7 separate regions of the Homo sapiens genome follow, and regions 1, 2, 4, 5, 6 and 7 are each linked to region 3. The links are chromatin contacts, found by Hi-C or POLR2A ChIA-PET in ENCODE. All regions are on one chromosome and are shown on one strand. Each heading gives the region's core, a stretch centred on a gene start or an enhancer-like site at or near the end of the contact. The rest is flanking DNA. Distances are from core to core; before and after follow the strand shown. Region 1 has its middle 21 kb from the start of ARL11. Region 2 has its middle 110 kb from the start of DLEU1-AS1. Region 3 holds the start of DLEU2 (deleted in lymphocytic leukemia 2). Region 4 holds the start of EBPL (EBP like). Region 5 overlaps DLEU1 (deleted in lymphocytic leukemia 1). Region 6 overlaps DLEU1 (deleted in lymphocytic leukemia 1). Region 7 holds the start of DLEU1-AS1 (DLEU1 antisense RNA 1).

The links. Hi-C counts contacts between places; a loop is a spot of excess contacts on that map. ChIA-PET counts read pairs that join two places held with the same protein, here RNA polymerase II (POLR2A). Pooled maps may share reads with other maps.
Region 1: a loop to region 3 is called in a map of gastrocnemius medialis, with 28 times the contacts of the local background. The contact joins the enhancer-like site here to the promoter of DLEU2 in region 3. A Hi-C loop is called at or near these places in 3 of 168 maps with a recorded cell type or tissue (IMR-90, gastrocnemius medialis and psoas muscle) and 6 of 50 pooled maps. POLR2A ChIA-PET finds 5 or more read pairs at or near these places in 2 of 52 experiments (A549 and HCT116).
Region 2: a map of B cell shows a loop between it and region 3 (3-fold over the local background). The contact joins the enhancer-like site here to the promoter of DLEU2 in region 3. A Hi-C loop is called at or near these places in 2 of 168 maps with a recorded cell type or tissue (B cell and CD14-positive monocyte) and 2 of 50 pooled maps. POLR2A ChIA-PET finds 5 or more read pairs at or near these places in 4 of 52 experiments (B cell, HCT116, WTC11 and 1 more).
Region 4: a map of sigmoid colon shows a loop between it and region 3 (4-fold over the local background). The contact joins the promoter of EBPL here to the promoter of DLEU2 in region 3. A Hi-C loop is called at or near these places in 2 of 168 maps with a recorded cell type or tissue (CD4-positive, alpha-beta T cell and sigmoid colon) and 14 of 50 pooled maps. POLR2A ChIA-PET finds 5 or more read pairs at or near these places in 3 of 52 experiments (CD4-positive, alpha-beta T cell, GM10248 and WTC11).
Region 5: a map of gastrocnemius medialis shows a loop between it and region 3 (14-fold over the local background). The contact joins the enhancer-like site here to the promoter of DLEU2 in region 3. A Hi-C loop is called at or near these places in 4 of 168 maps with a recorded cell type or tissue (IMR-90, ascending aorta, gastrocnemius medialis and 1 more) and 9 of 50 pooled maps. POLR2A ChIA-PET finds 5 or more read pairs at or near these places in 3 of 52 experiments (MCF 10A, Panc1 and activated CD4-positive, alpha-beta T cell).
Region 6: a loop to region 3 is called in a map of dorsolateral prefrontal cortex, with 3 times the contacts of the local background. The contact joins the enhancer-like site here to the promoter of DLEU2 in region 3. A Hi-C loop is called at or near these places in 5 of 168 maps with a recorded cell type or tissue (IMR-90, dorsolateral prefrontal cortex, posterior cingulate gyrus and 1 more) and 5 of 50 pooled maps. POLR2A ChIA-PET finds 5 or more read pairs at or near these places in 3 of 52 experiments (MCF 10A, OCI-LY7 and Panc1).
Region 7: a map of IMR-90 shows a loop between it and region 3 (10-fold over the local background). The contact joins the promoter of DLEU1-AS1 here to the promoter of DLEU2 in region 3. A Hi-C loop is called at or near these places in 24 of 168 maps with a recorded cell type or tissue (B cell, Caco-2, HCT116 and 18 more), 12 of 37 single-sample maps with no recorded cell type and 31 of 50 pooled maps. POLR2A ChIA-PET finds 5 or more read pairs at or near these places in 14 of 52 experiments (AG04450, B cell, CD4-positive, alpha-beta T cell and 11 more).

Annotation. Positions count from the first base shown.
Region 1 is chr13:49,648,167-49,651,454 of GRCh38, forward strand. No RefSeq gene overlaps it. Among named protein-coding and RNA genes, the nearest start is that of ARL11, 21 kb to the left of the region's middle. Within about 2 kb of position 1,930, at least 3 of the 41 ENCODE cell types and tissues checked have a DNase peak (open chromatin) inside an H3K27ac peak, as active enhancers do; they include IMR-90, gastrocnemius medialis and psoas muscle, where a contact is called at or near this core.
Region 2 is chr13:50,634,018-50,637,183 of GRCh38, forward strand. No RefSeq gene overlaps it. Among named protein-coding and RNA genes, the nearest start is that of DLEU1-AS1, 110 kb to the left of the region's middle. RefSeq lists enhancers at 1,460-1,659, 2,056-2,350 and a silencer at 2,056-2,350. Within about 2 kb of position 1,639, at least 4 of the 41 ENCODE cell types and tissues checked have a DNase peak (open chromatin) inside an H3K27ac peak, as active enhancers do; they include B cell and CD14-positive monocyte, where a contact is called at or near this core.
Region 3 is chr13:50,123,677-50,126,902 of GRCh38, forward strand. It overlaps DLEU2 (deleted in lymphocytic leukemia 2), which reads right to left and starts at 1,865. Exons shown (of 14, transcript NR_152566.1): 1 at 1,626-1,865. All of the region lies in intron 2 of DLEU1 (deleted in lymphocytic leukemia 1), which reads left to right. RefSeq lists silencers at 328-837, 918-1,427, 1,748-1,957, 1,988-2,317 and an enhancer at 1,986-2,696.
Region 4 is chr13:49,689,525-49,692,937 of GRCh38, forward strand. EBPL (EBP like) reads right to left here and starts at 1,962. Exons shown (of 4, transcript NM_032565.5): 1 at 1,730-1,962. The coding sequence starts at 1,900. RefSeq lists an enhancer at 1,257-2,254 and silencers at 1,718-1,857, 1,888-2,087.
Region 5 is chr13:50,418,818-50,422,072 of GRCh38, forward strand. The region is part of intron 3 of DLEU1 (deleted in lymphocytic leukemia 1); the gene reads left to right. Among named protein-coding and RNA genes, the nearest start is that of DLEU1-AS1, 110 kb to the right of the region's middle. Within about 2 kb of position 1,293, at least 7 of the 41 ENCODE cell types and tissues checked have a DNase peak (open chromatin) inside an H3K27ac peak, as active enhancers do; they include ascending aorta, gastrocnemius medialis and psoas muscle, where a contact is called at or near this core.
Region 6 is chr13:50,399,467-50,402,724 of GRCh38, forward strand. All of the region lies in intron 3 of DLEU1 (deleted in lymphocytic leukemia 1), which reads left to right. Among named protein-coding and RNA genes, the nearest start is that of DLEU1-AS1, 130 kb to the right of the region's middle. Within about 2 kb of position 1,528, at least 5 of the 41 ENCODE cell types and tissues checked have a DNase peak (open chromatin) inside an H3K27ac peak, as active enhancers do; they include dorsolateral prefrontal cortex, where a contact is called at or near this core.
Region 7 is chr13:50,526,019-50,529,578 of GRCh38, forward strand. DLEU1-AS1 (DLEU1 antisense RNA 1) reads right to left here and starts at 1,431. Exons shown (of 3, transcript NR_125753.1): 1 at 1,261-1,431. It overlaps DLEU1 (deleted in lymphocytic leukemia 1), which reads left to right. Exons shown (of 7, transcript NR_109974.1): 6 at 1,848-2,046; 7 at 2,162-2,625. RefSeq lists enhancers at 2,814-3,560, 2,954-3,560.

The sequences.
Region 1 (3,288 bases), core at 680-3,179, 480 kb before region 3:
TAGCCGGGCGTGGTGGCAGGTGCCTGTAGTCCCAGCTACTCTGGAGGCTGAGGCAGGAGAATGGCGTGAACCTGGGAGGCGGAGCTTGCAGTGAGCCGAGATCGCACCACTGCACTCCAGCCTGGGCGACAGAGTGAGACTCTGTCTCAAAAAATAAAAAATAAAAAATAAAAATAAATAAATAAATAAATAAATAAATAAATGATAATGGAGCAAAGCCTTCTAATTTCCGAGGGCAATTTGAACAACAAAATTGTCCAGTGACCCATAGGATAAAATAAATGAGTCAGTGCTAATAAAAATAAATAATTGAATGACTAAATAAATGGAGAAGAAATAGCTCTACCCTACAAGAGAATTCCAATTAATAAATGTAAAAGAAATGAGGAAAAAAGAAAATCACTATTAGAACACTACAGTAATAATTGTTGCAGGCAAGATTCATCAATGAATGCTATAATTAGTTGGTAAAAGTTTGAGGATTAACAGGATATTTACATAGTCTCAAAGTATGTCCACTAATATATTTATTATCTGCAAAAGGAAAAAACTTTATGATGGAGAAACTAGCAGAAACCACTTTCACCACATGATCAAGGTTAGCATCACCAGTAATAAGTCTGATCAACATCAAGCACCCAACACGATGTACTGAGAAGGGCACGTTACCTCCATGGTATTCTTGCCCCAAACCCATAACTGTCTAATCATGAGGAAAACATCAAACAAATCCAAATTGAGGGACATTCCAAAAAAATAACTGACCAGTCTTTTTCAAAACTGTCAAAGTCATGAAAGACAAAGAAAGACTGCCTAGGACAGGAAGAGACTGAGAAGACTTAGCAACCAAAGCAAAGTGGAATCTCAGATTGGATCATGGAAAAATCAAACGACATTGGAAACATTGGTTATATCTGAAGTCTGTAGTTTAGTAAGTAGTAGCGTACCAAAGTTATTTTCTTAGTTTTGATCATTGTACTATGGCTATGTGAGCTGCATAAAGACATTACATAGAACTCTGCAGTGTCTTTGCAGCTTTTCTGTAAGTCCAAAATTATTTAAAAATAGAAAGTAAAAATTCAGAAGAGGAATTATTTCCAACCTAGAATTTTATACCTAAACTATAAATCAATTGTGAGCATAGCATAATGACATTTCTCAGACATGCAAGGGCTCATTCACTTTCTGTTAGGAAGCGACTATAGTTTTGCTCCCTTAAAAGAATGAACCAAGATGCAGACATGGCATCTAGGCAACGTGGAATTCAACACTAGAGGGAAGCAAAGGTATTTCCAGAACTGTGGCTAAGCAGAGGCTTCCAGAACAACCAGTATAGATGGGAGCAAGGGGACTAATTGTTCCTAGAGGAAGGATGTTGCAAACCAACCAGCTAACCAACCAATCACCACCAACAGTTTACCTATCTATTTGATTATATCGGGGAAGTTTTCCGTTTTGGCAGAGTGTGGGATTGAATTATTGATAAGTATGCAGAAAACTAAGCAAACAGAAAAAAAAAAAAGACAATGATCAGCTCTTGGGAAAACAAAATGTTGCCCTGAAAAGAAATGTAATCATAGTATCCTAAATGACTCACTTGTGGATAATTTTTCCATAGTCACGATAATGTAAATACTAAATACTCATTTAACTAAATATTTATATTGGGAGGAGGGAAGAAGGGAAATATGTGTGTGAGTGGAGTATAGGGATAAGAATTAAATTCTTGTTTTCAAAGGTGAGAAGCAAGAAAATCTCTGTCCAATGGGCTCCCAGCCCCAAGGCAAGCTGCACATTTTAGGTATCATCTGGGTGGGAATAGTGAGGGTGGTGTGGCAGATGTGAACACACAGGGGAATCCTCTCTTCTGCTGTCCTAGGCAAACTGGTGGCTAGTGGAAGGAAGCCAAGGCTGAGTGGGATTAGGGCTAGGAAGATGGGCCAGGCTGTGCTGGCTCGTGATGCAATGACCTCAGGTTCTATTTCAGCAGGGTTCAGCATCTAAGGAGATGCCATCTAGGGTGGAGTGCAGCCACAAGTCAAAGCAGCTGATAGCTGTCACGAGGTGGCTGTGGCCTGGTTTGGGCCTTGTTTTCAAGGTAGGTTCTGTGAAACACTACTTCTGAAGGATGTAAAGAACTGACCTGAAAAGAGGGTTCCTTGGTCCAACATGCTTGAGAAATGCTGGATTCAATGACACTAAACAAGTTTCTCCAATGCAGGACATCTCAAAACCCTTCATATGATTATGGGAATATCCAATCTCTAAGGCATGGCATGTGGGGGAGATGGTGACAGAGTGTTTGATCATGACCATGGAACCCTTTCTATGCAGAACTTAACACTGGACTAGAGAACTACTGACAACCCTTTCCAGAGTAGGGGTCGGCGTCAGTCAGGGCCGGCACTAACAGGAAAAGCACCTGGTTCCTTGTATCTTCACATCTTTACCATCACTGCCAACCCCTTTCCACTGGCTAGGGCTAATTAGGGTTTTGGGGCCAACAGGCAAATGAACTGAGGTTTGAGACAGGCTCTGCTCTCATGAAAAACTGAAGTGTTAACAAGACAGAAATGTAGGCAGAGGCCCAGTTATAAGGTACAGAGGCACCCAGCAGGGGTGGGACTCAGTGGCCCCCAGACCTGTAGCATGCTGACAGGCCCACGCAAAGCCAAGATCAAACCTACAGCAGCCCTTCTCCATCAGCCCAGCACCCTGAGTCGCATTCCTTGGTCAGGCTCTGGAAATGGTAGAGGCAGCTGCTGTGGGAAGGTGAACCCCGGGGGTTCTGGCCCAGCTTGTTTGGGGCAAATGCAGGAGCTGACAACTTACAATCACAGCCTGTCCCCACTCACCTGCTACAGAGGACTCAGTCATTTCATTTCCCTGATTTCTCCAGGTCTCTAGTGGGGGTTCCCTGGTGCCGACACCATTCCATCCAGGAGCTGATGAAAACCCCTCTTCTCTGAAGCACAGGCAGAATGTATCCTTAGAAAGGAAGCCAGGGGGCCGGGTATGGTGGCTCACGCCTGTAATCCCAGCACTTTGGGAGGCTGAGATGGGTGGATCACCTGAGATCGGGAGTCCAAGACCAGCCTGGCCAACATGGTGAAACCCCATCTCTACTAAAAATACAAAAATTAGCCAGGCATCATGGCGTGCACCTATAATCCCAGCTACTCGGGAGGCTGAGGCAGGAGAATCACTTGAACCCGGGAGGTGGGGATTGCAGTGAGCCGAGGTTGTGCCACTGTACTCCAGCCTGGGTGACACAGGGAGATTCCATCT
Region 2 (3,166 bases), core at 389-2,888, 510 kb after region 3:
GACCCCCAGCCATTCCTTCTCTGCATTTGGAGTTTGGGAAACCTGTCCTGGTAGAGCAGAGTTGCCCCATCTGATAATTCTATATGTTCAAGTGAGAGAGTATCTAGAGCAGCAGTCTCCAGCCTTTTTGGCACCAGGGGCCAGTTTCGTGGAAGGCAATTTTTCCATGGACCCGGGGTGGGGAGATGGTTTCAGGATGATTCAAGTGCATTCTGGTTTATTGTACACTTTATTTCCATTATTATTACATTGTGATATATAATGAAACAATTATACAATCTGACATAATGTAGAATCAGTGGGAGCCCTGAGCTTGTTTTCCTGCAACTAGGTGGTCCCATGTCGGGGTGATGGGAGACAGTGACAGATCATCAGGCATTAGACTCTCATGAGGAGCATGCAACCGAGATCCCTCGCATACACAGTTCACAATAGGGTTTGCACTCCTATGAGAATCTAATGCTGCCTGCTGATCTGACAGGAGTCAGGGCTCAGGTGGTAATGCAAGCTATGAGGAGCAGCTGTAAATACAGATGAAGCTTCTCTCACTCACCTGTCACTCACCTCCTGCTGTGTGGCCCAGTTCCTAACAGGCCACAGACCAGTACCAGTCTGTGGCCCTGGGGTTGGGGGCTCCTGGTCTGGAGAGTATAGAGTAAACTCTAACAGGAGTGCAGAGGCTGACCATGGCACTTTGGGATGCTGTGGGGTGGAGAGCCTTGCTTTTACCTCAAAATATAAAATTGTATGCCCCAGTTAATCTGAGTAGGAATAATATCATTGGCTCCCTTTAGCATAGCTGTGATAGGCTGAGAGCACTCTCAGAATTTAATTAATTCTCAAGGAAAATCAATGGGGGAGAAACACAGATATATAAGATAGGATTCAATTTCCAAAGATTACCTTCTGATCTGGTCACATCAGGTGCTTCCAGGCCTTAAAGGCCTTATCATCTTTTCAAAGTCACATTGTCTTGACATGCCTGTATCCTATCCCGCATCGCTATAATTTTGTGGAACCTCATCTGTGACTCTACTTCCTAAGTCTGAGCATGTTTATGACTAGAGAGTACCAGGTTAACAGCAATTTTTCAAGAGCTATCTCAGAAACAACTGGAAGCTTCTGAAATCAGGGCAAAGAAATTCCAGTTCCCCATTGTCCTCCACCTAGGGCTCTCCTTCTGAGTTCAGTTTTCATATGACTCTTTCCCAGGTGTCTTTTTAATTACCGTAACGTTCATATAACAAGACTTCTGCCCTGAAAAGATCCTTAGAGTCTGTCAATTCCAATCTGTTCCCTTTACAGAAGAAGAAATGTTACAGAGAGATAGAGATAAGAGAAAATGCAGTGAAGAATCCATACCCTTTTGTATCTTTAGGGCAAAGCATTACAGCAAACATAGGGAAATGAATAGAAAATTATAGACACTTTGGAGATGTCATAGTCTAGAATGAAAATTCCATGAGCCATCTGGCCTCTTCATTGCTGTGTCTCTTGTTCCTCTCTCATGCTAGAAACTCAAGACATTTTGTATTATTGAAACTGTGACCCAAACAGTTAAAGAAACCAGTGACTAGATAAGAAAAGAAAAAACTTGCTGAAATGCGGAAACTCCCTCTGCTTGCAACATAACAAACCTAGCTGAAATCAGTTGGAACCAATATGGCCAAATGGAGTCAGTGCAGAACGAGCTTGCTGATGTCACAACCCAAATTTCCACTGCATGTTTCACACTAACTTCCCCCAAATTTGCAACATGTGACCCATGAGGAAGCGTGCAGAGATAACTGTGTGTGCCAAGGATTTTCTGGATCTCCCCTTTCCTTCCACCAATCACCAGTTAATCTCAGAATCCACCCCTAACCCTTTTCTAATAAAAATACTGCCTTAAAGTCAGCACAAGGAGACAGATTTGAGCTGAACTTCTGTCCCCTTGTTGGTCGACCTACAATAAAAAGCTTTTATTTTCTCAAAACCCCAGTGTCATAGTATTGGTTTCTAGCACTTCAGGCAGCAAGGCCTTTTGCTTGGTAACAATATGAATAAATGTCAAACTTTGTTTAAGTAAATTACCCACATAGATACCTAATTGTGGAGACAAGCAGAATGAGTATGTAAATTACCCTGGCCTGAGAGCTTTCTCTGGGTTGCCTGGCAACCAAGGTAGCCTGAAAGCCCCACCTCTCCTAGGAGAGGCTACAAGTTCTCATAGGACCAGGGACATTCCTTTCTCCAGTGGGAGTGGCTGTCTCAAACTAACTTCCCACAGGTTTAGGACCCCTAAAGCCTCCAGGTGCTGAGCCTCTGGCATTTCCTAGCAATCCCCTAAACAGCTAGAACCTAAGCTCAGGCAGCTTAGTAGCTGAGCCCAAAATATTGATTTTCTCAGACTGCTCTCACACCAAGAGGCTGTAATTCAGAGACAGACCCCACTCCTATAACGATGGAAAACAACAGGAAGTGGGATGTCTCCCTTGCCGCAAGGCCCCTCAGTGTGTTTGTCGCTGCTCTGGCCATAGTCCGCCTCTCTGGGGATGCCAACACAAGAAAGGACACATCACCTGCGGACCTATTTGTGAGTTTCAGTCTGCTCGCTGCTGGTTACCCACCCCTTGCACCAATTCACAACACCACGAGTTAGAATAGAATCATTGTCATGTTTAGAACCTGAAGCTATTCTCATTGTACCAATGTGGTAACTGAGGACCAAATAAATTGAGTGCCGGTCGTAAGTCATGTGGTAACTAATGACAATCAGGAGTATATCCCAAGCCTCCTGGGTGCTTCCTCAGATCAGTTATTTGGTCACTTAGGGTGAAAAAGGGTGATTAATGCATGTATTAGGGCTTATGGGGTGGAAGGACCTAGACATAAGCTTTTGGAACTGCAATAGCCCTCCCATAGATCATGGGAAGTCTATTACCCTCCCAAGGATTTCTGCAAACTCCTTATGGGCTGTATTTTCAGAATAATCTTCAGTATCCATTTCTGCTGATTAGATCTGTTTCTGCTGATTAGAGAACTCGGTATTCAAATTTCCAGTGGTCTCATAAATACAATTTTTAAAGTTCAGTTTCTTTGAAACGGGATTCAAATAAACCAAACTTTAAAAATTATATTTGTGAGATCACTGGAAATCTTGTGACTAGTGGATATGTTCCTAAGT
Region 3 (3,226 bases), core at 615-3,114:
GTGTCCCTAAAATCCTCCATCTACTCCAGAAAACGTTCTAACTTTTTGAGACGAACTGTTGTAACTAGTCTCCTGGCGAGGCCTGCTATGTCTTATACCACAGGCTCTAACTGCCAAATCTTTTTCAGAAGTCTTTCAGTTGTTGCCTCCAAACGGAGCTCTTTGCAGTCCTCGGGCGGACGAATGGACGGATTCGAGCGAAGCTTATTTCCCTTCTCCTAACGCATCTACCTATAAATAGCGCTCACCGCGCTGAGTCACCAAAACCCCGAGTTTCCCCAAATAGCGCGTAACGACTGCTGGGATCGCGTCCCTCGGGGCTCTGTGACAGACTCCAACCACACACCCGCTGGGCTGGACTGCGGGCCCACACGGCCCAGCGGGTCTCTCACCACCCGGCGCCCCAGGGACGCGGGCGAGGCCGCGGTGTCCGGACCGAGTCGACAGCGTCGGACTTCCCGCGCGCGGACGGCGCTCTGGGGAAGGAGGAGCCGGCGGGCGGCTGGACCTGGCCTTGACTGCGCGGGGTCCGCCCCCGCCCCCTCGGGAGCGCAGAGTTGCGGGGGGCCGGCACCAGCCTCCGCCCTGCGCCGCCCGCTCACACAATGGGACGCGTCGGGAGGGGGCGGCCGCGGCTCCCATTCCGGTCCCAGGGCGGGGACTCCGGGCGGCGGGAGAAGCAGTCGGGCTGGGGCCAGAAGGAAAACCCCTCTCTCCCTCTGCCCACTCAAACTGCGAAAGGGCTCCAGCCGGCGGTGCCAGGGGCTGGGGAGCAGCTGGGGAGGGAGCGGAAGTGCCACCCCCTGCAGTCAAGGGTGGTGACGTCACCCCTGCAGCCAGCCTGTAGCGGGGGTGTCTGTACATCACATGACCCGGCCCCCCTCTCCCCGCCGAAGCCCGCGCGCGCGCTCTCTCCCCCAGCCCCGACTCCCACCTCTCCCCCGCCCCCTCTCCCCAACTTTCGCCCTCCCCGCTCCGGCACCGCTGTCAACAGCGCCAGCTCCGCCCCCTCCCCGCGCCCTGTGGAACCGCCACGGCGGCGCGGCGGGCGCTCGCGCTCAGGTCCGAGGCTCCGAGAAGCGAGCGTGCCCCGGTTCCACCCTGCCCCCCAGCTCAGTGCTTGCTGGCTGCGTGGGCACCAGAGCCAGGGGGCACGGCGGCGTGCAGCGACAGCGCTTCTCTGCTCCATCCTCCCACAGCAGTTAGAGGACGAAGCTGAGGCGCCGGGTCCGAGCTCGGAGGGAGCGAGGCGCATGCAGCGGCCTCCGGGCCCTGACGCGTAGCCTCCGGGGGTCGGCCCACGGGCGAGAGAAGCAGCCGGGAGCCCCTCCTCGACCCCAGCAAGGCGGCCCGCGCCTCCGCTCTCCCTACCGCCCGGGTGGCGCACGCCAGTCCTCCGTCTTTGGCTGCGGCGCAGGCACCGGCCATACGACGAGGGGCCAGGCGGGGACCGCCTCCTTGAGCCCCCTCGGCCACCCCTGCCGTGTGGACTGCTGGGGTTGCAGATTTGCTGGCTGTTGCTGCAGCGCCTCGTTCTATTTTTCCTCTCAGTTCCCTTCTAAAAGTGGAGGCTCGGGGGAGGAAAAAGAAAGCCCACAGTGTTGAAAGGGGCGGTACGGACTGACCTGTCAACGGCGGAGGAGGAAGACCCCCGTTCGGGGCGAGCTCTCGAGCCCGCGCAGGGATCGGAGCTCTGGGCTCGCGCGGAAAGGCACGGCGGCAGCTGTGCCTCAGCCAGGTGTCCCCCCTCGGCGGGGCCCGCGCCGCCGCGCCCGCCCCCTCCCCCGGCGCAGCGCTCCCCGCCCCATCGCCGGGGACCAGGGAACCCCCCGGCTCGATTTTTTGTGCAGTTTCAGCAAAGCTCCGAGGAAGTTGGTCCTTTTGTTCCACTATTTATAGATTGCGTCAACATTGCGAAAAGGAGAAGGCGGAGCGGTGGCCCCTCCCCCTCCCCTCCCCCCGCCGGCTCCTGGGAGAGAAAAGCCCCAGCACACGACCTAAGTACACAGCGCGCCAGCCGCCCGCCCGCGGCCTTCTGCTCCCCGCTTCTTCCCCCTCCCAGCCGGGGCCCGAACGCTGCCAACCCCGTCACGTGCCCGCCCGGGAAAACCAGCTCCCCGGGGCTCCGCGCCGCCCGCCAGGCTTCGTGGCGGCGGCGGCGGCAGCGGCCTCACCCAGCTCGTGGGCTCGGGCCGCGGCTCAGGCGTCACGCATAGCGTGGGCACCCACGCCCTCGCCACCCGACGAGGATCTCGGGCTCCGCGACCTGTGGGAGTGCTGCGGGGCGTCCCGCACTTCCGCCCTCTCTCGTCTCCGGCTCCCCAGTCGCCGCCCCGCTCGCCGAGTGTGCGCGCATTCGGGCCTCGCCTCGGAGCCGGGAGGCTGTCCTGTCCCCAGGCCCCTCGCGCGGCCGCTCTTCCAGGCATTGCGGTGCTAGCCCCCTCTCCCGCGCACGACTGGGGAGGGCAGAGGTGTGAGGGATGCGGGGGTGGCTCGCAGCCGTTCGCGGGCAGGCGGGCGGAGCGCGGGAAGCGCGGTGCGGGCGTTCCATGGCGCACCCAGACGCTCTCCCTCCTCCGCAGGTGCAGCGGGGCGTTGCGCGAGCTCGAGTCCCCCTTCCCGGACAGCTAGGGAGAAGGGAGTTTGCAGACCGGAGCTACAGTTGGAAGAATATAGTTTTTGAGAAGTTACTGGAAGTTAGATGTGAGACAAAAACAGACGAACTTTCCTTCAAAGCCTTATGACGAAATGATAGGCCTTGCCATACCCTTGAAATGAAACTGAGCTCCCTACCGGCCTAAAGCCGCTGTTCCTGAGCTTCATGTAAACAAGGAGGGCGGTAAACACCAGAGGAAGGCCTTACAACAATACCAAGTGCAAGTAGCTCATTTGAGTGTTATTTATCTTAGCAGCTTCCCTGAGTGATTTATGTATATTGCAGTTTAACTTTACAGGGTGGGAATAAAATAATTTGGCTTCTCAGCTCACTGGCGGAAGAAACTAGAGCTGAGCTGGGACGAGGGCAAGAAGCGCGTCGCACCTTTCCTGGCAGCTGAACAGTGTGATGAACAGTCTGGAAGGGTTATGTTATTACTTAAGGGGTTTGGGGAAACCGTTCCCGCGCACAGACCCTCATTCGGGCCAACTGCAGGCCGTGGGGGACTCTTCAAGGACTCGCGCAACCCGAGCCGAGCTTCCTGGCTGGGCACTGGGCTCAGCCAGTGCT
Region 4 (3,413 bases), core at 712-3,211, 430 kb before region 3:
ATTTAGTACAGACGGGGTTTCACCATGTTGGCCAGGCTGGTCTTGAACTCCTGACCTCGTGATCCACCCGCCTCAGCCTCCCAAAATGCTGGGATTACAGGCATGAGCCACTGTGTCCGATATGTTATACATTTTTATATATATACATTCTGATATGCTATATACAGTTATACCCAGCCAATATGTTACACAGTTTTCTCTCACTGGGCCTAGCAACATTTTTGTTATGTTATACATTTTGTTATACATTTTTTCTAACCGGGCCTAGCAATCTGCTTTATCTCCCTTGTTCTGTGGGAAACCTTGTGTTCAAGTGATAGCTTAAAAATCAATTCTCGGCTGGTGGCGGTGGCGGTGGCTCACGCCTGTCATCCCAGCACTTTGGGAGGCCAAGGTGGGCAGATCATCTGATGTTAGGGGTTTGAGACCAGTCTGGCCAACATAGTGAAACCTCATCTCTACTAAAAACACAAAAATTAGCTGGGCGTGGTGACGGGCGCCCGTAATCCCAGCTACTCGGGAGGCTGAGGCAGGAGAATAGCTTTAACCCAAGGGGCGGAGGTTGCAGTGAGCCGAGATAGTGCCACTACACTCCAGCCTGGGCAACAGTGTTAGACTCTGTCTCAAGAACAACAACAAAAAAAAAGACAAAAAAAAAAAAAAAGAATTCTATAAATAAAGGAGTTGAGAGAAACATTCACTGTCCCTTATCTCTACATGTTGATTATCAGAATAAAAAGAATTCCAGCAACATCAGTCATGGGCACAAAGCCAACCCGTAAACATTTACAGAACTCGATGATTACCCAAAACTCGGCTTGCTTTCTCAATACTACTGACTTTGGCTTCACATTAGCCACAGGTGTGTCTAGAGTTAAACAAGGTCAACTTTACAAAAAAAAAAAAAAACAAACTGATACTTGGGCATAGTTTAAAAAAAACTTAAAAGTGTGTGTGTGTGTGTGCGTGCGCGTGTGTGGTGGGGGGCGGGGCATTTCAATATAAATGCCTTAAACACAACCTTCCTGGCTATTTTATAAAATGGGTTGAATCTCTAAGGACACATATTTCCTAAGACCTCGACTGATACACAGAGTGCAAACTTGGGAGCCAGACTAGACTGCCTCAGAATCATGCCAGCTGTGTGGCACTGGAAAGTCACCTAATTTTGCAGCGCCTACCTTCACCTCTGTAAAATGGGGAACAATAATAACTAATTTATGGATGCTGTAAAGATCTGAAATTTTAAACTCAGTAATGCGCCTGGCACACATTAGACACGGGTGTTTCGTTTGTCTTGGCAAAGGCTTCGGGTTTTGCGACAATAGCCTTGCTGCCTCCGGAGCAAGCATCTCTCCTTGCCCCCTCTGGGGCATTTAAAAATGACCTCAATTCTACTCTCAATTATGTCCAGTTCAACAGTTACGTGCAGGTTACAAAGCCGAGGAAGCTGAGGTATCTTCTAAACTAACATAGCACGTACAGAATTTTTTTAAAGTTTGGTGGAGGAATCGGCAGCACAAGGTAAGCTGCGCTCTGTTCACAGACCTGGGAATCAGAACTCCGGCCGCCGCGGCCTCCAGGCGCCTCTCAGCTAACAGACTTCCTGCAGCAGGGGGAGGGGCGGCCAGCTCGCTGCAAAAAGCCGCAGGACCCCCTCACCCCGCCTTGCCGCCCCCGCTCCCACTCTCTGGGATGGGGAGTGCAGGGTCTAGGCGATGGCACTTACCAGCGCGAAGTGCACCAGCGCGTCGTAGCAGAGCCAGATGAGCGCCCCGCGGTCCGCCGCCCCCTGCCCGCGGCCCAGGCGCAGGCCCAGGGCGCAGCCCGCCGCCAGCAGCGCGGCGCACAGCAGCAGCGAACCGCCAGCCTCGGCCCCCAGCTCCCACTCAGCGCCCATGCTTCAGGCTTCCGACGCCAACGGCCCAGGACCATGCGGCAGAGGAAAGCAGGGAGAGAAACGACGGGGCGGGGCTGGCCGGGAAGGGGCGGAGCCGGATGGCCAAGGAGGAGCGGAGCTGATTGGCCAAGGCGGTCCGGGGAGGGACGGGGCTCCCCGGCCGGGTCGGGGCCAGAGCGAGGATTCCGTGCCCGCCTCGCACCCTGGCCAGCCTGCTGAGTCCGGTGGTTTTGCCAGGTGCCGCCCATGGAGGTTCCGTAGAAGGAACGTGCTCACCAACTTGCGCAACCGCCTCGACCAAACCTGTTCCCAAACCGAGCCCAAAGGATTGGTAATAGGGCCACACCTTTTGATGTTGTTTCGCTTTTAACAAGGCTCAAACTTTAAGCCACAAAGTGAAGCCTAGGTAGTGGAAATTTTGCCAGTAGACCGGGGCAGAATTTTAGGGGCAAAAGGTTTTAATTAGGCTGCAGCAAGCCTTACCAGGGAGGCTGGGGGCCAAGGGAGTTTTCAGCCACCAGCCGGCTTAAAGCCTTTATGGCCTACTCTGACAATCTTTCCATTTCTTAAAAATCCAGAAAAGTAGAAGGGTGGGTGAGAGGAGCGGTAAGTCCTATTGGCTTGGCGATAGATGCGTTTAACCTGTGGCAGGCCAGGTTTCACTATCGCAGGCCTCCATCACAACTGCTTCAGCACTGAGTGGTTAAATTAAATATTAAAAGCTGAGGCCGGGCGCGGTGGCTCACGCCTGTAATCCCAGCACTTTTTGCCAAGGCGGGCGGATCACGAGGTCAGGAAATCGAGACCATCCTGGCTAACACGGCGAAACCACGTCTCTACTAAAAATACAAAAAATTAGCCGGGCGTGGTGACGGGCGCCTGTAGTCCCAGCTACTCCGGAGGCTGAGGCAGGAGAATGGCGTGAACCCGGGAGGCGGAGCTTGCAGTGAGCCGAGATCGCGCCACTGCACTCCAGCCTGGGCAACAGAGCGAGACTCCGTCTCAAAAAACAAAAAAAAAATTAAAAGCTGAAAGAGTCAGTGCCCATATACCAAAGTCTGGAATGTAACAAAAGCCCACCAAGAGTTTTGCCTAGGCCTTTCTTGGGCCTTGAAGCATGACAAGATAACTAAGGAATTTTTAACAGGACCCGTTTAGGATTAAACAAGTTTTATTGGGGGTCTGAAGAAACTCCCCAGGCCTCCAAAAACAAGTTTATTGGGAGTCTGGAGGAATTCCACAAGCCTCCATGATTTAGCAAGAGACAAAATAAGGGTAATCATCCCAGCACCCAGACCTATTTAGATTAAGTAAATTTACTGAGGCTCCAGAGGAAGGTCTTCAGGATTAGAAGTTGTTAATCACTTACGTCTTTAGATGAATGCACTCTTACACGTAGACATATAGCTTAGAAGGTATATACGCTCTGGAAAAACTTTGTAATTATGAGTTGGTCTGGCAATAATTTCCAGACCTTCTCCCTGTAACCGGTTGCAGAAATAAAAACTCTTCT
Region 5 (3,255 bases), core at 43-2,542, 290 kb after region 3:
CATTATATGAAAAGCATTTATTTATCTGCATTCAAGATACATGTTTGGTTAAGGTCCTTGTAATTAAAATAAAAATCAGAATCACCATATTATACCAACATTGATACAAGTAATAATTAACAACAACAATGATGATGATGATGATTAAAAACCTGGATAAAATTTTGTCTCAGGCTTAGTGTGGTTTGGGTATGCATGTACTTATCATATTTGATTTTGATTTTATTTTAAAAATTTTGTCTTTACTTTTTTTCTTAGCATCTTGACCCTTTTGTGACATCTAGCAGGATGTATTTTTTTTTCAAGATGCATGTTTCACAAACAAAATATATGTTTATATCTGACTGTACCCAAGCTGCTAATTATGGGCATCTCTTTCTATAGCTCACTATTAATCACTCATGTCTTTGGGGTTATATAGAAAACAATTTATGTTACAAAATCAAATCCTCCCTTAAAAATGTTTGCCCTGGAAGTGAGGCAGGAGGAAATCACAAACTGTTATTATTTTCCCTTAGATGGATCTAAATATTAACATTCCCTTAGCTTTAAAGATTATTTTTATGCCGCTCCTTTATAAACAATTGAAGTTCACTAACTCTTCTGTTGTCTCGGGTTCTGTCTACAACATATCCAAACAACTCAGCTAAAAAAATGGGCAATCAGTTCAACAGGTTATTTGGCATTATATGTAGAAAATAAAAATGTTTGAATAGCTTAAAACATTTTAAAAAGCATAGCATATAGCAAACCAAATTGAATGTTTAAACATAGGCTAAGGATCTCTCACACAGGGGAGGGAGTTGCCATTTTTAGCTCTCATTGCAATTGTATTAACTACCTAACTACCAGGGCAACAATAGCAGCCACAGTGGCAGTAGTAGTTACAGCAGGAGGAGGAGGAGGGAGAATAAGCTATTAATAGTATGAACAACAGTAGTAGTTGTAGTGATTGTTGTAATAGTAACAGTTAACAGCACATGTACACATTGTTTTAGGTACTTCATGTACAGTAACTCATTTAATCTTTACAGCAACCTTAAGAGATAGTCCTATTATTTCTCCATTTTACAGAAAAGGAGATTAAAATTCCAAGAGGTAAAGTCACTAGTGGAGGAACCAAGATTTGGAAAACAGTAATAATGGCTGACATAGATCAAATATTCATGCTTCTCAGCTACTGACACGATTACCCCGTTGAACCCTCACAGTGAGCCCAGGAGGTGGATTTCTTCTTATCCTCATTTAACACAGAAGGAAACTGAAGCTTGGATGTCCGCCCGATGCAATGTCAGACAGGGTCTGAAACCAGGGATCCAAAGCCAGAAGTCCAGTCTTGCTTTCAGTTTGATTGTGTCTTGCAGATTCTGCTTGGAATGGTTTGCTGAGGGAAGAGAACTCCTCTAAGTAGAAGCTGTTGCCTTGAGGGGGGATCTGGGTACCCGCCTCTCCCTGAGGAGCGTTCTCCTACTGCCTGTCTTACAAAGAGAGTGCTTTTCTTCTGAACCACCCCAAAAGACTCCCACATTGGAGGGTGAGGCAGTGGGGTGAGACAAGTGAGGTACTTGTCCTGGGCATTGCATTTCAGGGGACACTAAATATGCAGTAATCAATATAAATAATATTTTATTTACTTATTTATACATTTTTGAGTCAGGGTCTTTGTCACCCAGGCTAGAGTGCAGTGGCACAATCATAGCTCACTGCAGCCTCAAACTCCTGGGCTCAAATGATCCTCCTACCTCAGCCTCTCAAGTATCTGGGACCACAGGTGTGCACCACCTGCTGGGCTAAGGGATAAGTAATATTTTAATGCAACATTTACAAATAGGTAAATATTAAACACTTAAAGTACATTTTTTAAAAATCAAAACAAATACCAAAAATATCCACACCTGAACAAGATCTCCACATTGAACATAAAGACAGGATCAGTTTGGTCCTGGGTCTCTGGACTCCTGGATGGAGACCAGGTGGGCAGGTGAGCCTGGTGCTGTCCTCACCCCACAGGGCTTTCTTGGGTCTCGAGCAACATTTGGGCTCCTCTGTGCAACTGTCTACACCACTGCTCACCCAGGCCTCCATCACAGTCACCATGATGATGAGCAGTGCTTCTTTAGGCATCACGTCACCAAAACAATATTTCATCATGCAGTGCTATTTTTAAAAAGTGAGGATGGCATTTTCCAATGATATGTTAGAAGAGTTACACCTCTTCCCTCTCCACCTTTTCTCTCCAGAACCCAACCAACGAAGTTGTTTAAAAAAGAAACAGTCAATGCCTTTTCCACTTTTAGATCTGCATATTGGGCCACTCTTGGTTTCTTTTTTCTTATTTACTACTTGAGGGTGTCAATTTAAGAAAACTCAGCTCTCCTACCAGCAAGTCAGCTGGGACACATGTGTTCTGTTCATCTCTTCCAAAGGCACTGTGGAATTGTCCAGTCCCAGAGGCCTTGGGCTTTGAGGACGCAGCCCAGCAGTCGTGGTGCTGAATATGAATATAGTGGCTTCCCAACCCAAAAGACATTTCATTTATTATTTTAAAAATATTTTCTTTGGGCTCTTTTAATCCTCAGGGATATTGGCTTGATGAATAGCAAATAAATTCCCTAACCAGACTGTTGTTATAAATATCCGTGGCATTAATTCAAACCATTTGCATTGGAAACTTTTTTTTTCCCCTGGAGGAAAAGGGGTGGCTGATTTAACCTCAACATTTGGGACACGTTTTTCCCTAAAATAACTACAACATCCATCATTTTTTTTTCCTGCTGGTGTGTCAATTTTTTAATGAGAGGCTGGGTCCCTTTAGTACCTTTGGTCTCCATAGTAACAATTTCATGTGTTTATTCTGGCTTACTGAAATAAAACACTGAGGAAAAGGTCAGTGACTCATTTTTGATTGGGGGTTGCTCTAATTAGAGGATGATTATTTAAAATTTGGTCTCTAACACAAAGATACTATGTGCTTAAAAATAAGACCATGGCAAGCATTTTAAATGACAAATGATGAAACATTTAGACAGTGAGAGGCTTCCCAACTATGGGTCTTTCTTCACAGGTGCAGGTGTTTTCAAGATTATTATTGTTTTCATCCGTATTTAACTGACCTTGACTTCTTGCCATTCCCTCTCTGGTAGCAGGATCTGAGTAATGCATTAAGTAATGGATTAAAGTGTCTAGAATGACTAATGCAGTTCTAGGAGTCAATTTAGACCTATGGTATATGCATCTGAGATGAGCTGAATCAAT
Region 6 (3,258 bases), core at 278-2,777, 280 kb after region 3:
AGGGGAATATGATCCTATAGCCCTATGCTCCCATTTTACTGATGAGGAAACTGAACCCTAGAGTCAAATTGAGAGTTCCTCAAAGATAGTCAACAGACCGAAGCCAGTCTGAGAACCACTTACTCCTGGTGGTTGGAATATAGAAAGTGACAGTAAGTTTTTAAAAACTTTTATGGTAATTTGACAGAGAAATTTTAAGTCATCTAGGCCTATATTTCATATGTCTTTAAAAGACCAGGTGTGTTGTCATTTGTTTTATTTTCTATAATAAACTTTATTTTGGGAACAGTTTTAGATTTACAGAAACATTCAGAAGATAGTACAGAGAGTTCGCGCATACTCTGCAGTATCTTATAGATAGTGTAAGACAGTAAAATTAATATATTACATTAGCTACAATTAGTGAACCAATACTGATACGTTATGATTCATTGAAATTCATACTTTATTCAGATATTCTTAGTTTTTAACCTAATGTCCTTTTTCTCTTTCAGAATCCTATCCAGCGATACCGTATTACCACTAATCATCATGTCTCTTCTTGATTGTGACAATTTCTCAGACTTTTCTTGGTTTCCATGACTTTGAAAGATTTGAAAATTATCGGGCAGGTGTTTTGTAGGATGTCCTTCAATTGGGATTTGCCTTTCTCATGATTAAACTGGGCTTATGGGTTTGGGGGAGGAAGACCAAAGAGCTGAAGTGCCATTTTCACCACATCATATCAAGGCTACATACTTTGCACAGGACTTATCACTGTTGTTGATGTTGACCTTGGTCGTCTGGCAGAGGCAGTCTTTGCCAGTTTTCTTTACTGTAAAGTTATCTTCTTCCCTGCCCCTACTTTCATACTATGCTCTTTTGAAGGCAGTTACTATGTGTAGGCCACACTTAGGGAGTGTGGAGTTGTAGTTTATTTTAGTGTACTTGACAAGAAATTGGTTTGTGATATATTGAAAGTGAAAATGGTCCTCCAACACTGCTCATTTGAGAAGCACTGCTCTAAAAACCCTGTGTAAGGGCACACAGAAGAAATGCTGGGACAGAGCCCAAGGCATCTTGGCTTCAGTCCCAGGTCCTGTCATTCCCCAGAGCCTAACTTGTGCATCCATCTAACTGTGGGGCCAATTTGGCTGGCTCTGTAACACCACAGACTACCCCCTAACTTTCCATGAATCTTAAGGAGTGCTTCAAGTCTTGGTGGACGTTTCTGGAATACTAGTTTCCTCAAACCTTGATGCATTCATTTGTCAGAGTTACTGTTTTAGGTCAGGTTCAATGGCAAATAGGTTCTGAGATGGAGATTTGTACACAGAAAATTCTTTTGGTGGGTGATAGGAGAAGGACAGGTCAGAAGGAGAAGTCAAACGTCAATGCAGTCCAAATAAAAGCCCCTGCCAATCTTACGGGGAGCTTTGGACCTGGGATGGCCGTTCAGAGTTGCTCTGAAATTAAGCAGAAAGATCAACTTTGACTGCCCCCACCCCACCCCACCAAACCCACCCAACACATACACATTGACCAGGTACTGGATTGGATACTGTCTGTCTTTGGGAGGGAGGTGTCACTGGGAAACGTGGCCCCCTTAGCCCATGGACATAACTTAAAAAGGAACTCAGCTAAGCCACCAGAAGTCAACACCCCTGGCAGCTGGGGGATGAATACTTAGGACCTGATGAGAGATCTGGATGGCACCCTGCAGCACTTGCCACAGATACGATTACTGTTTTTAATTCTTTTGCCTTTGTCTTGTGTCTAGATTCCAAGAACCAGGAGGTTGTTTGCTGTACTCTCCCTTGTACAGTTAGCTGTCTCTAGTGCCTGAATGCACTAATTGTCCTTTGGGTATGGATGAGGTAATGAAGGAAAGGGATGCTGGGAAGAGAGGCCACATGAGAAGGTTAGTGTGGGTGTAAGACACAATGCAGAGGATTTGTATTTGTGCCATCTGCCTGCTTCTATGATTCATCTGGGTCTGTGCACCCTTGTAATCAGCAGGCTGCAGCAAACTAAGTGTTGCTTGCTAAAGAAAAATGAAAGCTGGAATTTCAGCAGGGAAGAAAGTATATGCCCCACCGTGATGAGTACAAACACACAGCATCAGGGAAGCCACACAGAATGAAGCTCTGAGAAGACTGTTAGCATTTTCCCTCCACGCCCCAGGGGAAAAGGTGTAAGTAACAGAATTAGTCCAATTGGTCAAGAATTCATCTTTCCTGTCACTTGTCTCTTGTGGGAGTTCAAACTTACTCAGTCCCACCCATTTTGATTGAGAGTGAAAAGAAGGACATTTTAATTTAAGAGCAGAAGATGGAACTTGAGGGCAGAACAAATTTGGCAAATGTAAATTCTTATCCAAAAAGCATGCTTCCTGTACTTGGCACCTTGTTTCCCCGATTCTGCCTGATGTCCATCTCTTTTTCTCATTGCAGTTTGAATTCAGGCATGTGTCTTTCCTCTCAGCTTCACCATGCATAAGGGGATACTTGGCACGAATGAGCTCATCCTGGCTGATAGGAAAATCTTATAATTAGGCAAAGAAACTCAAAAGAACTGAAGCCCTTTTCCCTCCATGAGCATCTTTCACTAACTGGCCTAGGAGTTGGTGCCTACCAGTTGGATTATATGTAGCTATGGGGCAGGAAAGGGTTAAAGGATTTAGAAAGAATTGAAATAAAAATGAAAATTTTTTCCCTATTAAGATAGCAGAAGTTCGAATGTGAATCACTGTTTTGCATAATAAGCATGGCCATATAATAATAGCTAACATTGTTGAGTTCTTTCTTAGTGCTGGGCACTGTGCTAAGCACTTTATAGGGGTTATCTCATTTTATGTTCATCATGACTCAGTATTGTGGATATTATTACAACCCCTCAAGACAGATGATGAAACTAAGACTTGGAGAGGTTAGGCAAGTTGCCTAAGTGTGGAGATAAAATTCAAATCTAGGTACCAATGTTTTTGAACCACTCCTGTACTGCTTCAGTAGCTATGGGATGGGGATGGGGGAGTAGTTTGAATGGGAAAATCGGAAGTGTCCTCACATAGGCCTCCTAGGGAAAAGCCCTTCTGAAAAGCATCCTACTGTAAGTTTCCTTCTTGTAGCTTAGACCATTTTCTTTTGTGCTAACAAGAGAGACCAAAGGGACGGTTGAGATCTGAAACTTAAGTCAGAACCTTAAGATTGAATTTGGGACCTCTGATATTGACTCAGAGTCTGTGGCATGAAGATGATGACCAAGACCATAGATTTGGAT
Region 7 (3,560 bases), core at 181-2,680, 400 kb after region 3:
AAATGAACAAGACCTGTTGATAGTGAATGAGTTGGGTCCCCATGCTCCCCTTTCTCTGCCATGCCCTTCAGGTGGGATGCTGGCACAGGGAGGATTAGATGTTTGACCTACTTACTCATTCCAACTTATAGCTCACAAGGATGGAGCTTAGCTGGAGGCTGAATGCTGGAACCCCATCAGAGCATTTCAGAATAGCCTAGGCCATTTCCACAGGTCTGAATCTGTGACCTAGGGGCAGGCTCTTAGAACAACATATTCTCATATAATGTGACTGGCTGGCTGTAAGGTGTCCCTAAGAAAAGCTAACATCCTCTGCTCTAATCAGGCAGAAAGGAGTGAGAGGAGGAAGAGAGAGGAACCTGGAGAAAAAAAATGCAATAAAGGCCTGTAAAAGGAAAACTCACAAAGCCCTTCTCTGAAGAGCTTTTAAGATGGAGTTTACCAGCAAGGTACTAGCAGACACATACGAGCAGGTTAACATCCCTAAAATAAAGCAGGAGCCAGCAATAACAGGGTCGGGCAACAGAAAGCTACAGCTGGTAAGGAAGTCAGCAGCACCACACCATTAGATACAGCAATTACTTTAGATACAGGGTGGGGTCCCAGCTCTGCAGCACACACTCTCAGGCTGGAGAAACAGGCTGTGCTTCTGGGAAAGCATTCTCCATCCTGGGGTACAGATCCCTGGAGTCTTAAGAAGGCGTTGCAGAAAAATTAAGCATTATCTCGTCTGAGTCCCCTAGGCTGGGTTAGAAGTTGCTTGCCTGATTATTGCGTGCAGCTGGAATGGTCTTGGTACAGGGAGGGATCTGGGCTGAGGAGGATGGGCTGAGAGGGGAGAGGGGAGAGGGAAGAGGGGAGAAGGGGACCCGCACACATGCGCACTGTAGCAGAAGCTGCAACTTTGCCGGTTGCAGGGCTGTTGTGAGATAGGGTGCTTGCTACTGTGACTGGGGCCCCGCCTTGCAGATCTGCTTGTCATCACTTACCCTCTCTTGGTGGTTTGGGCATGCACTTCTTTGGGGGAACAAACAAAATTTTAAAAGTTCCTGAGTTTGACAGCAGCAGCCAATCACTTTCCTCCCTATTACCCTCCTCTCTTTTTTCTAAAGTAGTCAAATGCCAGCTTCTATTTCACTAGTTTCTATTTCTGTGAAAAACATTTCAGAACTGCTTTCCTCATCCTTCCCACTAAAAATCAAGCATCCCCCCCCCTCCCCGCCCTCCTGTTCTGTGCAGGAAGGGTTGGCCCACACTCACCTGATGTGTTCCCTCCTCAGTCGTGGCCAGCACCAGGTGGTTGCTGCCATCAGATGATGTTCTGCCCTGGCAAGCACATGTTTTTAAATGACTCTGCAGTACCCAGGCTTATAAAAACAAATGCACCCAGACGAAGTTCCAGCGCCCCGCGGGGATACACTGAAATTCTCTGGCCTTGCTGAGCTGGGCTTTGGCTTCGAGTCTCCTCTCAGGCAGACCTGGATACGTCTTCATTCATGTGCCTATTTTAGTCATTGCAAAATGCTTTATAATAATTCCAGACGTGAAATGTGCACAGGAGGACTCTAGTTTGGAGCACAGGCTTTGGGGTCAGAACCTCGGCTTGAATTTTGATGCAATGTATCTGTATAGGTAAGACTTTTTCACCTCTGTGCCACAGTTTTCCCATCTACAGCAGCAACACCTGTCTGTGTAGGGTTCTTGTCAGAATTGAATGAGATAAATGTGATGTATTTAGCACAGTTCCTGGTACATAGACAAACATTAGTTCAATAAAGTTTTTCTAGTATTATCATTTCCTTGTTTTTTCCAAAAAGTAGTTAATCTGAGCACACATCTGTTTATAGGAGGAGGTCTGATGGCCGGGAGGACAGGAAGAAGGAACCCACAATGAAGCAAAAGTTGCGTTTAACTCTGTCCTCACCATTCCTCTCCTGGACCTGTCCTAAACTGGAAGCTGGGGGAGGATGGAGTGCTGGAATGCTGCAGAAGTCTCATGGGAGGGCGCCTGGTGTTCACCACATGTGTACACTGTTGCACGACCAGGTTGGCACTTTGCATGTGGGAAACGATCAGAGAATGGTGGGGGATGCTTAAGAGGCATCACTGGAATCCTACGGTACCACAGACCAGAGCCTTCCCTTCCCTTCCTCTCCCACAGATGGAAATTTGAATGCTGGGGCTCAGTGGAACACCTGAAGGAAGCTGGTGAGGCAGATGTCCCGCTATGCCTTCCAAGTGTCATGCAACCAGTTCATGCCTGTCAGCATCTCTGCCGGTGGACTCTGTGAGTCAGCAAATCTACAGAGCAGAGAGCCACAAGTGGGGACAGATGTGGTCAAATGCCATTTAAATCAGTGATTCTCAACCCAGGAGTTGTCATGGCACTGGCCTTGAGTGAGCTGGACCAAGGGAAGTGGTAGAATTCCCCATGAAGGACCAAGTGAGCAGATAGAAGTTTCTCCATTTTAACTTTTTCTGAGTCAATTTAAAAAACACCTAGTGCCTTTTTCTGTACATAGTGCCTGTGGGTTTGAATTTAAGCCTACCCAAATGTGCTTTTATCCCACCTATTTTGAACCTTGCATGTCTCCGGGATAAGAATTAACATAAGCTATAAATATTCTTCCAGGACTAATTATTAACCGTGAATGTTGAGCGGCCTTGACAAATATAAAATGTTATATATAGGCCCAAGAGTAGATCAGAGAGTTATCTATCTACTTCAAGTTGAGACTCAGAGTTTTCATTAAACTCTGCAGTCTCACAGTATTTCCAATCATTTCAGGGCAGACGAAAGTTCCGTGGTATATCTTTTTAATGTGGCAGGCCTCGAGGGTGGATTGAGTTAGGCAATTTATCCCCTTTTATGCCCTATATTCACATGCAACACTCCAATGGGGTAACATAAAACCACAGACAGGTTTCTTTACACCGGTATTTAAGGGAACTAGGAAAGCAGCCCAAATCATGTGGAGAAAGCTGGGGAAAGAAGTATCAGAGGAGAAAGAGGACCTTAGCAGAAATGACAAAAGTGAAAAACCTTCCTAACTCCTTCAGACATGATGCTTAAAATTGTGTTTCTTTGGCAACTTATAATTTTCTGAAGCTGGTTCTCAGCCTCAGATCCTCCCCCAAGGTTTTTATGTTGTATTTTGACTCAGTAGGAGGGATCCAGTCCCAGACCTTCCGGCTCTCACCAGTACACCACAGGCTAACGCCATCCAGCAATCAGATGACAGGAGGAGGAGAGGTTCAAAGAGGACTACTGTATTTCTCAGAAGGGGCTGGCTCATCTACCCTCCACTGTATTACTCACACTGTAGATGCAGAAAACATGTCAAAGTATACTGGGGCTCTGCAATGCATGCACCCACACACATGTACACATACGCACAGACTTCCAAACTAAAAAGGAGAACAGAGCTCAAAAGGGGACAGTGTGCAACTGGTGCTCCATGTTGTAAGGACCTCCCCTCCTGCGGGCGCGGCTACCCCAGCAGGCTTGTCCGGGCATGTCCGCCCAGTTGACGCCAGGCCAAGTTTTACGGGAGGAATTG